Regions from separate parts of the Homo sapiens genome. Here all the other regions are linked to region 2. A link is a contact called in ENCODE Hi-C or POLR2A ChIA-PET data. All regions are on one chromosome and are shown on one strand. Each heading gives the region's core, a stretch centred on a gene start or an enhancer-like site at or near the end of the contact. The rest is flanking DNA. Distances are from core to core; before and after follow the strand shown. Region 1 has its middle 21 kb from the start of ZNF678. Region 2 overlaps ZNF678 (zinc finger protein 678). Region 3 holds the start of ZNF678 (zinc finger protein 678).

Region 1 (4,469 bases), core at 1,292-3,791, 64 kb after region 2:
CCAGTGGAGTGAGGAGGCCCAGGTGGGCCTACTAGGGTGGTTGGTGGTGGGCTCCTTCCTATAGGGAGGTTGGGACCCCCAACTCACAAATGACCCACATAAAGTTCCCACAGGCTCAGGGGAGAGTCTGTCAGTCATTAGGCAAGGGGGTCAGAGCTGGAGCCACACAGCAGGTGAGGAGCCCTGGTCATTTTGCCCTGAGGGCTGAGGAGCTGGGGTGGGGGCACACACCCAGGGGCAGATGCACTCAGGTGGCTCCCAGACCCTCCCCCTGCCCAGTGCCTGCCCATCTCCCTAGGGCCCACCAAGGCCTGAGACCCAGAGACATAACACCTGATCATCACACCCGGGCTTCCCTGCCAAGGCTAGACAATGCTCAGTGGAGGCAGGCAGTCTGGGCTTGGGGCCAGGACAAGGGTGGGGGTCCCACTGGGTAGGCCTGCTTCCCCAGACCCAGCTGGGATGGTTGACCCGCCACTTGTCATTCTGTCAATGTGCAACCTAGATGTGAGGGGCTCACTGCAGACTCTGGCCACACCAGTCACACTCCCCAGCCAGGCCCAATTCTGCCCATCCCACCTAACCTGGCCCCACATGTCCAGTGCCCACCAAGATCCTGCCAGCCAGAAGGACCCATGCTCACCTCCTAAAGCATCCACATGTACCTGCATCCCATAGGGACCCACAGCTCAGGGACAGCCCCTGTGGACCCCCATGGTCAGGGGGTCTCCTGACCTAACCCCCAGCTCTCCAGTCCTAGCCATCATGTCTTTTGGGGACCACCAAACACTGGCCGCCGATGGCCCCCAAGAAGGCAGAGAATGGGCTGGTCATGGCAGCCTCAGGCCTGGGCCCTGACCCCAGGGAAACAGCTGGTTAGTTCTGATTTGGACTGAGCATTAACAACAGGTCAAGCCATGTGCACAAGTATTCTCCTCTATCCGGTCCAGCAGTAGGCTGGGGGACCCAGTGCAGCCCCGGGACCAGCCGTGCACAGTGGTTCCAGCAGTGTGGGGTGGGGATCAGGGAAAGGCCCCGCACTCAGCCAAAAGTTGACCCCTGACCTGTTCACCCACCCTGCACAGGGACCCCAGACTTCAGGCAGAGGCAGGCAGTGGAGTTGCCATCTCCTGGGATCCCATCCAGGGTCCACAGAGGCCTGAGAAATCCTGGCAGGGGCTGAGCTGGGGGAGTCAGGCAGGGGCGGGGGGGGGGAAGGCAAGTAAAGGGCAGCATGCAACTGGGCATGACTGGCACTAAGACTTCAGGGTCTAGCTGGCCCTGAAAAGGTGACAACAGGACAGAGTCCAGACGAGCCCCTCCACACCCCAACCAGCTGCCAGGCACACATGGTGCCCCTCACTTCCCCAGAGGCCCCAGGAAGGGCTCTTTCTTAATCAACACAATGGGGGCCCCACCCACACCCACACATGCAGTGGTGTCCACACATATCAGAGAATGAAATTCCTGCTGTGCCGATATGGGGGACGAATTTCCCTGCCCCCACATTCCCCAGCTTCATCCCCACATGGCGCTGAGCTTGGGGTGCCCAAGCCAACAGCCCATTGATGCAGCAACCCGAGGGATGCTGTGTCTTGAAGGGACCTGTGAGGCCTAGGGGGCATTTCACAATCAGAGCATTTCCCTGACTTTGTCATTCACCGGCCCTCTGCCTCAGTTTCCTCCACTATGACACAAGGAAGAAATCCTGCCCCACAGACCTGGGGTCTCAGCGAGGCCACCACACCAGGTTAAATGGCTGGAGTGTACAAAAGCCGGGATGAGAGTCCCTGCCCGGGGTATCTCGCCCTGGGACTGAGATCCACCAGTCCATGGCCAGGCCAGCCTGTCAGGGAGGGCTCCCAGTTCCAAGTCCCTGCAGTTGAGGCCCCCAGCGCATTGGGAGGCACAGGGTCGGGTGGAGTGGAACAACGCCCCATCATAAGAGCCCTGGGCAGACCTTAGAGAACAAGCATTAAACTGAGACTCGAATCTGAAGCCAGCTCCGCCAAAAGACTTGGCTTTGGGGTGATATGAGAGCCGGGGTCAGGGAACAAAGCGTTCTGGTTTTAGGCCCACAGGAAGATCTGTGAAGCGCTCTTGGGTAGAGCACACGTTGCCGGGTATGTGCTTGAAAAGAGCCTAAGAAGAGGGGGCGCCAGGAAGGAACCCCGACGCCTAGGGAGAGTCCAGCCTTCCCGCTTCAGCACCTGGCCACATTCCGCAGTTACCCAAGCCAGAAAAAAAAAAAAAAATCCAGAGGCCAGGGAGGCTAATGGGGCTTTACTGGGACTATTTGGCCTAATCCTCCAAACAACCCTGCCATAGCAGCCCATCAGTCCTCTGCGACAGGTGAGGAACCTGAGGTCCCAGGAGGACACCCAGAAAGTCTAGGCGGAGCCCCGCAGGCCTCCACACTTCCCCGCGTGGCAGCTCCAACCCCAGCTTTTTAACTAGTAAGTCACTCGAGCAGCTGGGCCACTTCCGCTCCCCCCGCGGGGAGGCAGCTTCGCGCTGCCGCCTGGCTGGGGACAGGGACGCCACCTCCCGCTGGCTGCCACCAGGGGGCGCGCCCGCAGGGTCCCGGTGCCGGGCGGCGCATGTGCAGCGGCCAGCGCACCGGCTCCTGCCCTCGCCGCGGCCTCTGCCAGGACCCCGACACCCCGCCCGACCCTACCCTCAAGCGGGGCTGCGGCCTCACCGTCTGCAACAGCCGCTCCGTCCGGCATTTGGCGTGCTCCCCGGGGCAGAGGCCGCGGTGTCCTCAGGCTGTGGCACCAGCCTGCGACCCCCACGCCCGGCTCCGGCCCAGGAGGAGGAGGGCGCTGCTCCCCGGGTAGGGCGACCGGTCACCTGGGCCGGGAGGGCGGCGCAGGGGCGGAAGCGGCTGTCCGGGCTGCTGCTTTGGACTTCTCCGCCCTCTGGCCGGCCCGGCCGCGTCGCCCAGGGCTCCAGGGCCGCCTGGCGCCACCCTCTCCCAGCGCCGCGGTCCCTCCGGTACCTCCCTGGCGGCTGCGGAGCCCTCCTGGGACAGGGTCCATAAACTCTCTAGAGCGGGAAGTCGCGCAGTCGCGGGGCCGTCACGGGGACCGCTCGAGATCCGAGCCCACTGGGTGCCCCGGACCCTTCTCTCGCCGGCCCGGCCCCGCGCCCAGACCTAGCGGCCGCTGGCGCCTGGCCCGCTGCGTGGGTCTTCGGTGAGCTAGCTGCCCACCCAGTGCTGCGGCCTCGGCTCCCGCATGCGCGCTCTGGTGGTTCCTTGCTAGGGGCGACCCTGTGGGCCAGCTTCCCACGCCCGGTCCCCAGGCCGCGCCCAACCCGGCTCCCTGGGCTAGGGTACTGGCTCCTCCTGGGGGCCGTGGGACTGGGAGGCAGGGGCGTTAAGGGAGACGGTGGGACCGAGGGCAGCCCCTGCTGAGTGCACCGCGAGGTCGAGCGCAGGCCTCTGTTGCACAGTGCGCGGCTTTTGCTGGGACTGTGCTGGGGCTCAGAGGGTGGTATCAGTGCCAGAGGCGATGTCAGGGAGGCTTCACCAAGAAGAAGCCGCGGAGCTGACCCCTGGGGTGTGAGCAGGTCTTCTTCAGGTGGAAGAGGGCAGGACCGAATTGCAGGTGGAGTCAACTGTGTTTTCGCACACCTGGGGGGTGAAGGGGACGCAGTCTGTCTACCTGACCCGTGAAATGTAGGAGACTGTACCCCAGAAGCAGCGGGTTTACTGCTGCATTGATTAACCAAGTCTGGAACAAACATGTAGCTAAGCTGCGAGTTCTGTGCCAGTGGTCCCAACACCCACTCCCCCAGGAAAACACAGCTTTGGAGGTTGGGTGCTTGTCAGGCCTCAGAATGGAGAGCAGGGGCCAGAGACACCAAGCAGGGGGAACCCACCCTAGGCCTCTTGAGGGACGACGATGTGGGGAGCTGGTGGCAGAGCCTGAGCTGGCCCGAGGTTGCATGGTGGGGACAGATTCGAGGCATAGTAGGGACTGGTGACCTCAGTTCCCAGAATGTCCCAGCCTGGCCTCCTGGTCCAGCTAGCAAGTAGTGGGTGCTGCCCTGCAAAGACTCTGGGGGTGCCTGGGCCCCCCCTCACCAAACTTGACTGGTGACTTCTGTGTTCATCCTCACAAGAAGAGGGATTTTCTCTCACTTTCAGGCAAGCCCAGGAAAGTCAGGGGCCTATGTGAGCCAAAGAGGAGAGAAGGCGATGCTTTAGCCCATTGTTTCTGCCCCGCCTGGTTTGTGGCCTTGGGGACTTGATTTGCACCACAGGATAAAGGGCAATGAAAGCCCCTCCCTGACTGGCTTCTCACTCCACTCTGACCAGCCCATTGCACAGCGCCCACCCTGCAGCTCCAGGTACAGCCTGTGCACCTGCAGCTCCAGGTACAGAGGCTGGGCTGGTTCTGGGCTGACCTCAGGGCCTTCTGATGGTTGCAACCCTCAGGATGCCTCATGCTCACCCCTTGGCA
Region 2 (4,420 bases), core at 905-3,404:
CATCCTGAGCATTTTCGGTTGTTGCCTTAGAAGAAACTTGCTGTTATATAGAATATTATTCCCAAAAAATACATAAGTAAAATATTTCAGATAGATATTTTGTGGCTGACAATAGAGCCTCATGAGAAATCTCAAGTTTCTTATTCAAGAATAGCTTCTGAACCCAACAGTGTACCATATATTAGTAATAATTTGTAGAATGTGATGATTTTTAATATGTAAATAATTTTATGTGTTTAAGAAATTTCTATACGTATCATTTGCCAAATAATTTTCAATATTCAAAAAATAATTTTATGTGTTGAATAAATTTGTAAAGACATCATTCTCTACTTTACTGAATATGACCCAAATGAGTATTTATTTACCTATTTTAAGATAGCTTTGTTGAATTAACTGGATTCCAATCACCATGCTTCCTTCTTAGTACTCACCTAATCCTTAAAAAAAAAATCAGTTGGAATTTTCTACTTAACCCAAATGCTATTTTAAGTAACCTCAAATTATATGTGTATGTGGCTAGATGGCTAGATAATACTTTTTGGTTACAATTTACAATTTTAACTGGTACATTTTATTGTTATTCACAGAAAATGCAACCTGTAGGAGTTCTGCTTTCATAATATTATTTATACTTTTGGAGCCTTAAACTTTAAAGTTTTAAAGATTTTTTTTTAAGTAATCAAAAATAATCTGTATACTCTGGTTACCACAATAATTGTTGTTCATGTGTCTATCTTTCTAACTAATCAATGTTTCTAATAAAGTTAGTTAACATTTGTTGTGTCAATTTTTCCTATATACTAAAACAAATTATTTTATAATAGTTTTAATGTCCCCTATGAAAACTATAACTGTGCCAATTTATTTTCTGAATGAACGTATGTGCTATATATAACTAAATATATATTTGAATATATAACTAAATAATATAGCATATATTATAAATTAATACATATACAATATATAATAAATGTATATTATAAAATAAATATATAAAATACATATTATAAAATATAAATATATTTAAATATATAACTATTTAAAATTATATATAGTTATTTTAAATAGCTATATATTTAAGACGTACATGTAAGTGGCTTGGAAATATACATACTCTGTGCTATGTAAGTGTTAACCACTGATTCGTCAAATGATCAACCACTGATATCATTCTTTACTTACAATGTTATTTTGTATTTTTCTCATTACAAGTTACATTTCCTGTGTTATCTAAATACTGACACCAAAGAGGACAGTAGGCTGCCAGCCATCATTTGATAAAACTTAAAGTCAAATGACATAATCTTCTAGTTTATTTTAGGTGCATTTTTGTCTTATGCAAAATGACATGTCTGAGTGGTAGGTATGAAGTTGTAGCCTTGTTTTATTTTCTACAAAGACCCTCAGAAAGAGGGTATTAACAGACAGCCTCAAAGCCTCATTTTTTCACATTATTTTAAAATATCAACTGCCATGAGAATCTAGAGACACAGAACATTAGAAACTATAGACAAACGTATATGAAGACAAAAATTATAAAAACAAATTCTAGACAAAACAGGATGTGTTAATAGACTTCTAATAAATAAAGAGATTAAATCAATTAAAAATCATCATGTATAGAGTATCTCAGATCTGGATGGCATCACTGATAATTCTGCCAAATTTTTTGGAGAATTAATATCAACCCTTCCCAAATACTTTCTGTGGGGAAAAGAAAGATCAGATTGTTACTGTGTCTATGTAGAAAAGGAAGACATAAGAAACTTCATTTTTATCTGTACAAAGAAAAATTGTTCTGCTTTGAGATGCTGTTAATCTGTAACTTTAGCCCCAACCCCGTGCTCACAGAAACATGTGCTGTACTGAATCAAGGTTTAAGGGATTTGGGGCTGTGCAGGGTGTGCCTTGTTAACAATATGTCTGCAGACAGTATGCTTGGTAAAAGTCATTGCCATTCTCCATTCTCTATTAACCAGGGACACGATGCACTGCAGAAAGCCGCAGGGACCTCTGCCCAAGAAAGGCTGGGTATTGTCCAAGGTTTCCCCGCCACTGAGACAGCCTGAGATATGGCCTCGTGGGAAGGGAAAGACCTTACTGTTCCCCAGCCCAACACCCGTAAAGGGTCTGTGCTGAGGAGGATTAGTAAAAGAGGAAGGCCTCTTTGCGGCTGAAATAAGAGGAAGGCCTCTGATTCCGGCATGTCCCTGGGAATGGAATGTCTCCGTGTAAAGCCGACCATTTGTTCTATTCTGAGATAGGAGAAAACCGCCCTGTGGCTGGAGGCAAGATATGCTAGTGGTGATACTGCTCTGTTACTCTTTGCTACACTGAGATGTTTGGGTAAAGAGAAACACAAATCTAGCCTATGTGTACATCCGGGCACAGTACGTTCCCTTGAACTTATTTATGATGCAGATTCCTTTACTCACATGTTTTCCTGCTGACCTTCTCCCCACCATCACCCTATTCACCCCGTTCTCCTGCCACACTCCCCTTGGAGAGATAGTGAAAATGGTAATCAATAAATACTGAGGGAACTCGGAGACCGGCACCGGTGCAGGTCCTTGCATGCTGAGTGTGCCAGTCCCCTGGGCCCCCTGTTCTTTCTCTATACTTTGTCTCTGTGTCTTATTTCTTTTCTCAGTCTCTTGTCCCACCGGTGAGATGAGAAATACCCACCGGTGTGGAGGGGCAGGCCCCCTTCACTTTCAATAAAAAGGAGATAATAAATAACATATAAAAAGAGTTATACACCTTGACCAAGTGGGATTGTTTCAAAAACATGTAGTTATAACATCTAGAGAACAATTAATTTATCCATTTATGCTTATACTTCCACAAGTTTCCCCAATTTGTGTGTGTGTGTTTTATAAGTACACTTAACATGGCTATATTTATTATTCTCATAGTGGTGAAGTGTCACAGGAATATATCCAGTCTCATGAAATTGAGTATATTGAGCTTGACATTTTTTGTTTATCAAATATTTTAATAAAGCTGTTAATAATATCCATAAAATGTATCATAATAAAATAAAGATCAAGATGTGATAACATCATTGACAGAAAAAAATTTTGGCTAAATGTACTTTATGATTGTAATCCTAAACAAACTAGGAATTGAGGAGAACTTCCACAACCTGTTAAAGGGCACCTATATAAAATGTACGGTAAATATTACTTAGTGAAAAAAATGTTTCCTCCATAACATTGGGAACAAGACAAATATTCACTTTTGCCACATCTATTAAATATTGTCCTGGAAAATTTTGCTTTAAAAGTCATATACGAAAAGATAAAGAAAGTGACTCTACATTGTCTGAGTAAAATTCTTTTAATTTCTGAGACATTATTTCATATATAAAAGAAATCCTGAGGAGCTGTCTAAAACCTCAAAGAAATAAGTTTAGCAATGTTGCAGACTATGAGGTGAAGATACAAATATTAACTGTATTTCTGTACACTAGCTATGAACTTTCTGAAAATACAACAAAGAAAACTATATCATTCAAAATAAAACCAAATAAAAACTCTAAAGAGAAAAACCTTTTAAAAAAGTGCTAACTGGGCCAGGCGCAGTGGCTCACGCCTGTAATCCCAGCACTTTGGGAGGCCGAGGCGGGCGGATCCCAAGGTCAGGAGCTCGAAACCATCCTGGCTAACATGGTGAAACCCGGTCTCTACTAAAAATACAAAAAATTAGTTGGGCGTGGTGGTGGGCCCCTGTAGTCCCAGCTAATTGGGAGGCTGAGCCAGGAGAATGGCATGAACCTGGGAGGCGGAGCTTGCAGTGAGCGGAGATTGCACCACTGCACTTCAGCCTGGGCGACAAAACGAAATTCCATCTAAAAAATAAAATAAAATAAAAGTGCTAACTGAAAAAGAAGGTAATAAAAAGATAAAAACACATTTTTTAAAAGGTAATTTTAATGAACATTTTGTCACTGTCAAAAATATATATAAATTGTAAGTAAGTATATAAAACTACACTTAACATTAGTCATTAGAAAAATGCTAATCAAAACTTCAGGGAGGCCGGGTGCAGTGATTCATGCGTGTAAGCCCAGCACTTTGAGAGGCAGAGGTGGGTGGATCACTTGAGCCCGGGAGTTTGAGATCAGCTGTGCAACATGGTGAAATCCCATCTCTACTAAAAAATACAAAAATTAGCCAAGCATGGTGGGTGGTACATCCTGTAGTCCCAGCTACTCAGGTGGCTGAGGCAGGAAGATCATTTGAGATTGGGAGGTGGAGGCAGCAGTGAGCCATAAGCATGCCATTGCACTCCAGCCTGGGTCCCCAAGTGAAGCCCTGTCTCAAAAAAATAACCCTCAGGGAGATATCCCTTCTTATGCAGTAGAATGATTTAACAACAAACAAAAGTAAGCATTGGCAGAGATGTAAACATAGAA
Region 3 (4,499 bases), core at 840-3,339, 43 kb after region 2:
ACAATAGAGTGCCAAGAGGTTATTCTCTGCCTTCACAAACAGATAACAAATCTTTAAAGAGTTCCACAAACATGGGTAACTAGCGAAACCCAATCTCTACAAAAAAATAAAATAAAAAGAATTAGCTGGGCATGGCAGCACACACATTTAAGCCTAGCCACTCAGGAGGCTGAGGCAGAAAAATCACTTGAGTCCAGGAGTTGGAGGCTTCAGTGAGCTATGACAATGTCACTGCATTCCAGCAGCCTGGATGACAGAGCAAGATCCTCTTAAAAACAACAAGTCAGGCGTGGTGGCTCGCCCCTGTAATCCCAACGCTTTGGGAGGGAGAGGCGGGTAGATCACGAGGTCAAGAGATCAAGACAATCCTGGCCAACATGGTGAAACCCCGTCTCTACTATAAATACAAAAATTAGCCAGGTGTAGTGGCGCACGCCTGTAGTCCCAGCTACTTGGGATGCTGAGGCAGGAGAATCGCTTGAACCCAGGAGGCGGAGGCTGCAGTGAGCCGAGATCACGCCACTGCACTCCAGCCTGGCAACAGAGCGAGACTCCAACTCAACCAAAAAAAAAAAAAAAAAAAAAAAAAAGCCGGGTAGGGAAAAAACAACAGGCCAGGCGTGGTGGCTCACGCCTGTAATCCCAGCACTTTGGGAGGCCAAGGCGGGGGATCACGAGGTCAGGAGTTGGAGACCAGCCTGACCAACATGGTGAAACTAAAATACAAAATACTAAAAATACAAAAATTAGCCGGGGGTGGTGGCGCGGGTCTGTAATCCCAGCTACTCAGGAGGCTGAGGCAGGAGAATCGCTTGAACCCGGGAGGCAGAGGTTGCAGTGAGCCAAGATCGCGCCACTGCACTACAGCCTGGGCTACAGAGCGAGACTCCTTCTTAAAGAAAAAACAAAAACAAACAAAACAACAACAGCAACAACAAAGAGTGCCCTCCAATGTTCTGTGAAAAAATGATTAATTAAAATATTGTGCCTGGAGTACGCAATAAAAGACAAATAGCTGACAGTGTTGTGAACTGAAGAGGTGATGGTGGTTTTTATGAATTTTGGAAAGAAACTGAAAATTTAGTATTTTATTGCAGGCCAGAGTCAGGCTGGGAGAACAGAGGAGTGGATTTAAGACCCTGCTTTCCATGTTATTTGGAAAATGCAGGGGAAAAGCAGTCTCTTGTGCAGTGTTAAAATAATTAGCAGGCAATTAGACTGAGGTGGCTCTAGTGTCTTGCGTTTCTACATGAAAAAGAATATTAATAGCTCAAATGCATTTCTTGTTAATGACTGCCTTAAGTAGAAACAAAATCCAAGTTCAACCAATCACAAAACTCCAATTAATCAGTAATTAAATAACCAGGAAATTTCCACCTGGACAGTCCAAATAAGGTGACTGTAACTGTCGTCAATTATTAAATTTGGCTTGCTTCCTCATGCACCTTACAAAAAAGTTTTTCCTTCAAGCACCTCCTCCATAAACCCACAAGCCACACACCATAGCTGGGCGCTCTCCCATTCATGAAACTCCCTTTCCTCAAACTCTTCAAAGCTTTAAAAGTGACTCCATTTTTCACAGGAAAAAGGATGGACTGCACAGCTAAGATAAGCCCCATGGAACAGCTCTTCCCACGCATGTTTCGCACACCGATTTGGCTTCTCCCCGATGACCCTCCCCTCTGGACAAAGCACACAGTCTGGGGGACCCGCGGGGCTGCGGCTTCATAGCCGCCCAGAGAGGCCGGGGCGGAAGCCGCGGCGCAGTGATGGGAGGAGAATCCCGCGGCGGCCTGGCCCCGCCCCTACCCAGAGGTGACAGATCCCACAGGTGCCAGCCGGGACTCCGGGCCGCGGACTCTAGTGCTGACGCCGGGAGGCCGGACCGCCATCTTGGAACACCCTCCCGGGAACTCTCACCGTTTTCCGGCTTTCGGGGTGTCCTGGCATCTTAGCTATGTAACTCCCAGTACCTGCAGGTCACAGGGAAACCAGACACTGCAGCAGCAGAGTCACCAGGGCCTCCCGCAGCTGGGGATAAATAGCCGAGAATACGGGACCAAAGCTCCAGCTGGAGCACAAGACAAAGGCCCCGCCAGATCCCGGAAACCCCCTCCGCCTCTCAAGCTGCGCTCCTGATTGGACAGTTCCCACGTCAATGTCCCTGATTGGACAGGGCTCCAGGACCCGCCTCCTTTGGTTATGAGTGACAGGAGATGAGGTCAGCAAAGGGGTTGAATGAGACTATTAACAAAATGGGCAATTTTTTTTGTATCCTTCCAAAATTGTTCCATGTCTTTCCATGCATACCATCTTTAATAAAGGGCGCACTCTTAAGCCAATCTGCAATCTCTGTTCCTGAGTGTCTAAACAACGTCATCATCATCTTCTGTTGGAGAAAAACCTGAAGATGAGTTTTCCTCCCAAAGCACAGAACAGTCAGAAGCCGAGGCGTGCTTGGGAATGCTGGCGGGTGGAAAGGGGAGGCGCATTCCGGTGCGCCTGTGGAACTGTCCTTGCAAGCAGGACCCAGGTCCAGAACAGCTATGCAATGCATGTGTTTCTGACCAAAGGGGGCCTGCTGTCCACCCGCCTCTTCTGCTGGGCAGGGCAGCGCATGGTTGGGGTATTTACACCCAGGCAGGTGTCCCAGGCCAGTCCCCTGTCAACCCATCATAATAAAAAAGTCAGAATCTATTTTCAAAAGTATATTCAAAAGCATATGTTTAGGATACCTACCTGAGAGCATAGACTAAAGTTGCCCTGATTATACATTCCAACTAGTAACCATTACAAGTGGGTTTTAAGAAAAGAGGCAGTTCCTAAAATTTTCATCAAAAATTTACATTAAAATCCAGAAGTCACTGACTGGCTATACATTGTTCTTTGTATCACAAATTCCAGATGAGACAGCTAGTTAGGAACAACATACCTTTAAACAATTGCCCCTGGGAAAGGGTGTGGAGATGTGTCTCAAATCCCATACTCAAGTCTCTCTGGGCCAGAAAAATCTTCCGTACCTCACAGAGCTTCAGCTACTTAGAGCTATTCTTTTCTTATCTCCATAGTCAGTACACTTGGACCCTTAACAAGAAATAAGTTCAAACAGAAAATTTGCCAAGCCACAGGAATAATGGCCTGTCAGTGCCCTTCAGGAAGCTGATTGTCACTTTCCTTCAACACCCTTTCCACAGCTTCCCCCCAACACACACACCCTGGATCCCGGGAGAGAGGGGCTGAGACGCACCCAGACACACCTCGCTGCCCCTCCTGCAAACATACACCCACACACAGACACACAGACAAAGACACAGACACAGGCAGCTTGAAGGAGAGCAAGAGAGAGGGATGGAGACATAGAAACGGAGGGAGAGAAAGACAGTGATAGAGAGGCAGAGTGAGTCAGGATTGAGAGAGAGAGAGAGAGAGAGAAGGCTACAGAAAGAGCACGAGGTGGAGGGGGAAGAAGAAGAGAGAGGATGAGGGACTTACAGAGCCATAGAGCCTTGGAGAGGGAGTGTTCTGCTCCGGTAGACAGGGCCCCTTTGAGCAGGACAGGGTAGGGTGGAGGGTGCTTGGGCTGGGCCAGAACAGGGTGGAAGGGCTAACGGAGTGACCCAACAGAGCCCTGAGACGTATTTTTTGTTGGATTGGTTGCTTTGGTGGTGCGTTTCATAGGACTTTTCCTTTGTTGGCTCCTCCCTGTCCTCTTGGTGCGGTGGGCCCCGAGATTTGTAGAGTGCAACCGTCCCTCTAGCGAGAGCTGTGGCACCGAGCATGCCCACGGGGCAGAGGCCTGGGTCTGTCTCGTGTCCTCCGGAATGGAGTTTATACGAAGTTGGTGGCAATGGGATTCCGAGTGCACAGGGACGGTTTTCCTGGTGGCTGGAGAAGGCAATGTCCTTCCCCTGGGGAAAGTAGCCCATGCGTTCTGGAGCGGAGGTCTTGGCTGGTGTCTTGTGGGGCCCGCTTCCCCTGCCCGCCCCTTCCCCCGGCTTGGACAGTGCCAGCGGCGCTGGATGAGTGAATTAAATTCCCTGGGCGTCCCGGGAGAGGGAAGACACCCTGGACGGCAGGGAACCCGCCCCTGAGCCTTCGAGGTTGGCCCCGGCCCGGCCCTCCCCGCCCCGCCCCGGGCAGCGAGCTGGGCTACTGATGGGGTGGCTGCCAGGCGGAAGAGCTGGGAAGCTGCTAACTGGCGGTGCTGCAGTGGCGGACGCCCCACGAGGAGGTCCCAGGGTACCGCGAGGGCGCAGGCGGGCGGAAAAGGAGGAGCAGAGTCAGGGTGCGGTTGGGAGGCATCGCGATAAAAGGAGGAAAGTGGGAGGGACCGGGAAACCAAAAAGCCTACAGCACCCGTTATTCCCAGGCGGTCTCCCAGTTAAGTACTAACCAGGCCTGACCCTACTTAGCCTCGAGAGATCAGACGAGATTGGACGCGTTCAGGGTGGTATGGCCATAGACGCCTGGCAGCCCTAAGAGCTCCGCTCAGTCTTGCG

Evidence for each region. A loop is a pair of places that touch in the nucleus more often than their neighbours do. ChIA-PET counts read pairs that join two places held with the same protein, here RNA polymerase II (POLR2A). Pooled maps may share reads with other maps.
Region 1: a pooled map shows a loop between it and region 2 (2.1-fold over the local background). The contact joins two enhancer-like sites. A Hi-C loop is called at or near these places in 2 of 50 pooled maps. POLR2A ChIA-PET finds 5 or more read pairs at or near these places in 3 of 52 experiments (MCF 10A, PC-9 and activated T-cell).
Region 3: a map of heart left ventricle shows a loop between it and region 2 (9-fold over the local background). The contact joins the promoter of ZNF678 here to the enhancer-like site in region 2. A Hi-C loop is called at or near these places in 2 of 168 maps with a recorded cell type or tissue (heart left ventricle and natural killer cell) and 1 of 50 pooled maps. POLR2A ChIA-PET finds 5 or more read pairs at or near these places in 2 of 52 experiments (MCF 10A and PC-9).

The regions. Positions count from the first base shown.
Region 1 is chr1:227,540,808-227,545,276 of GRCh38, reverse strand. No RefSeq gene overlaps it. Among named protein-coding and RNA genes, the nearest start is that of ZNF678, 21 kb to the left of the region's middle. RefSeq lists a silencer at 2,417-3,016. Within about 2 kb of position 2,541, at least 24 of the 41 ENCODE cell types and tissues checked have a DNase peak (open chromatin) inside an H3K27ac peak, as active enhancers do.
Region 2 is chr1:227,604,310-227,608,729 of GRCh38, reverse strand. The region is part of intron 1 of ZNF678 (zinc finger protein 678); the gene reads right to left. Among named protein-coding and RNA genes, the nearest start is that of ZNF678, 43 kb to the right of the region's middle. Within about 2 kb of position 2,154, at least 2 of the 41 ENCODE cell types and tissues checked have a DNase peak (open chromatin) inside an H3K27ac peak, as active enhancers do.
Region 3 is chr1:227,561,146-227,565,644 of GRCh38, reverse strand. ZNF678 (zinc finger protein 678) reads right to left here and starts at 2,089. Exons shown (of 4, transcript NM_001367909.1): 1 at 1,921-2,089. It also overlaps the pseudogene RNA5SP77. RefSeq lists an enhancer at 1,854-2,133.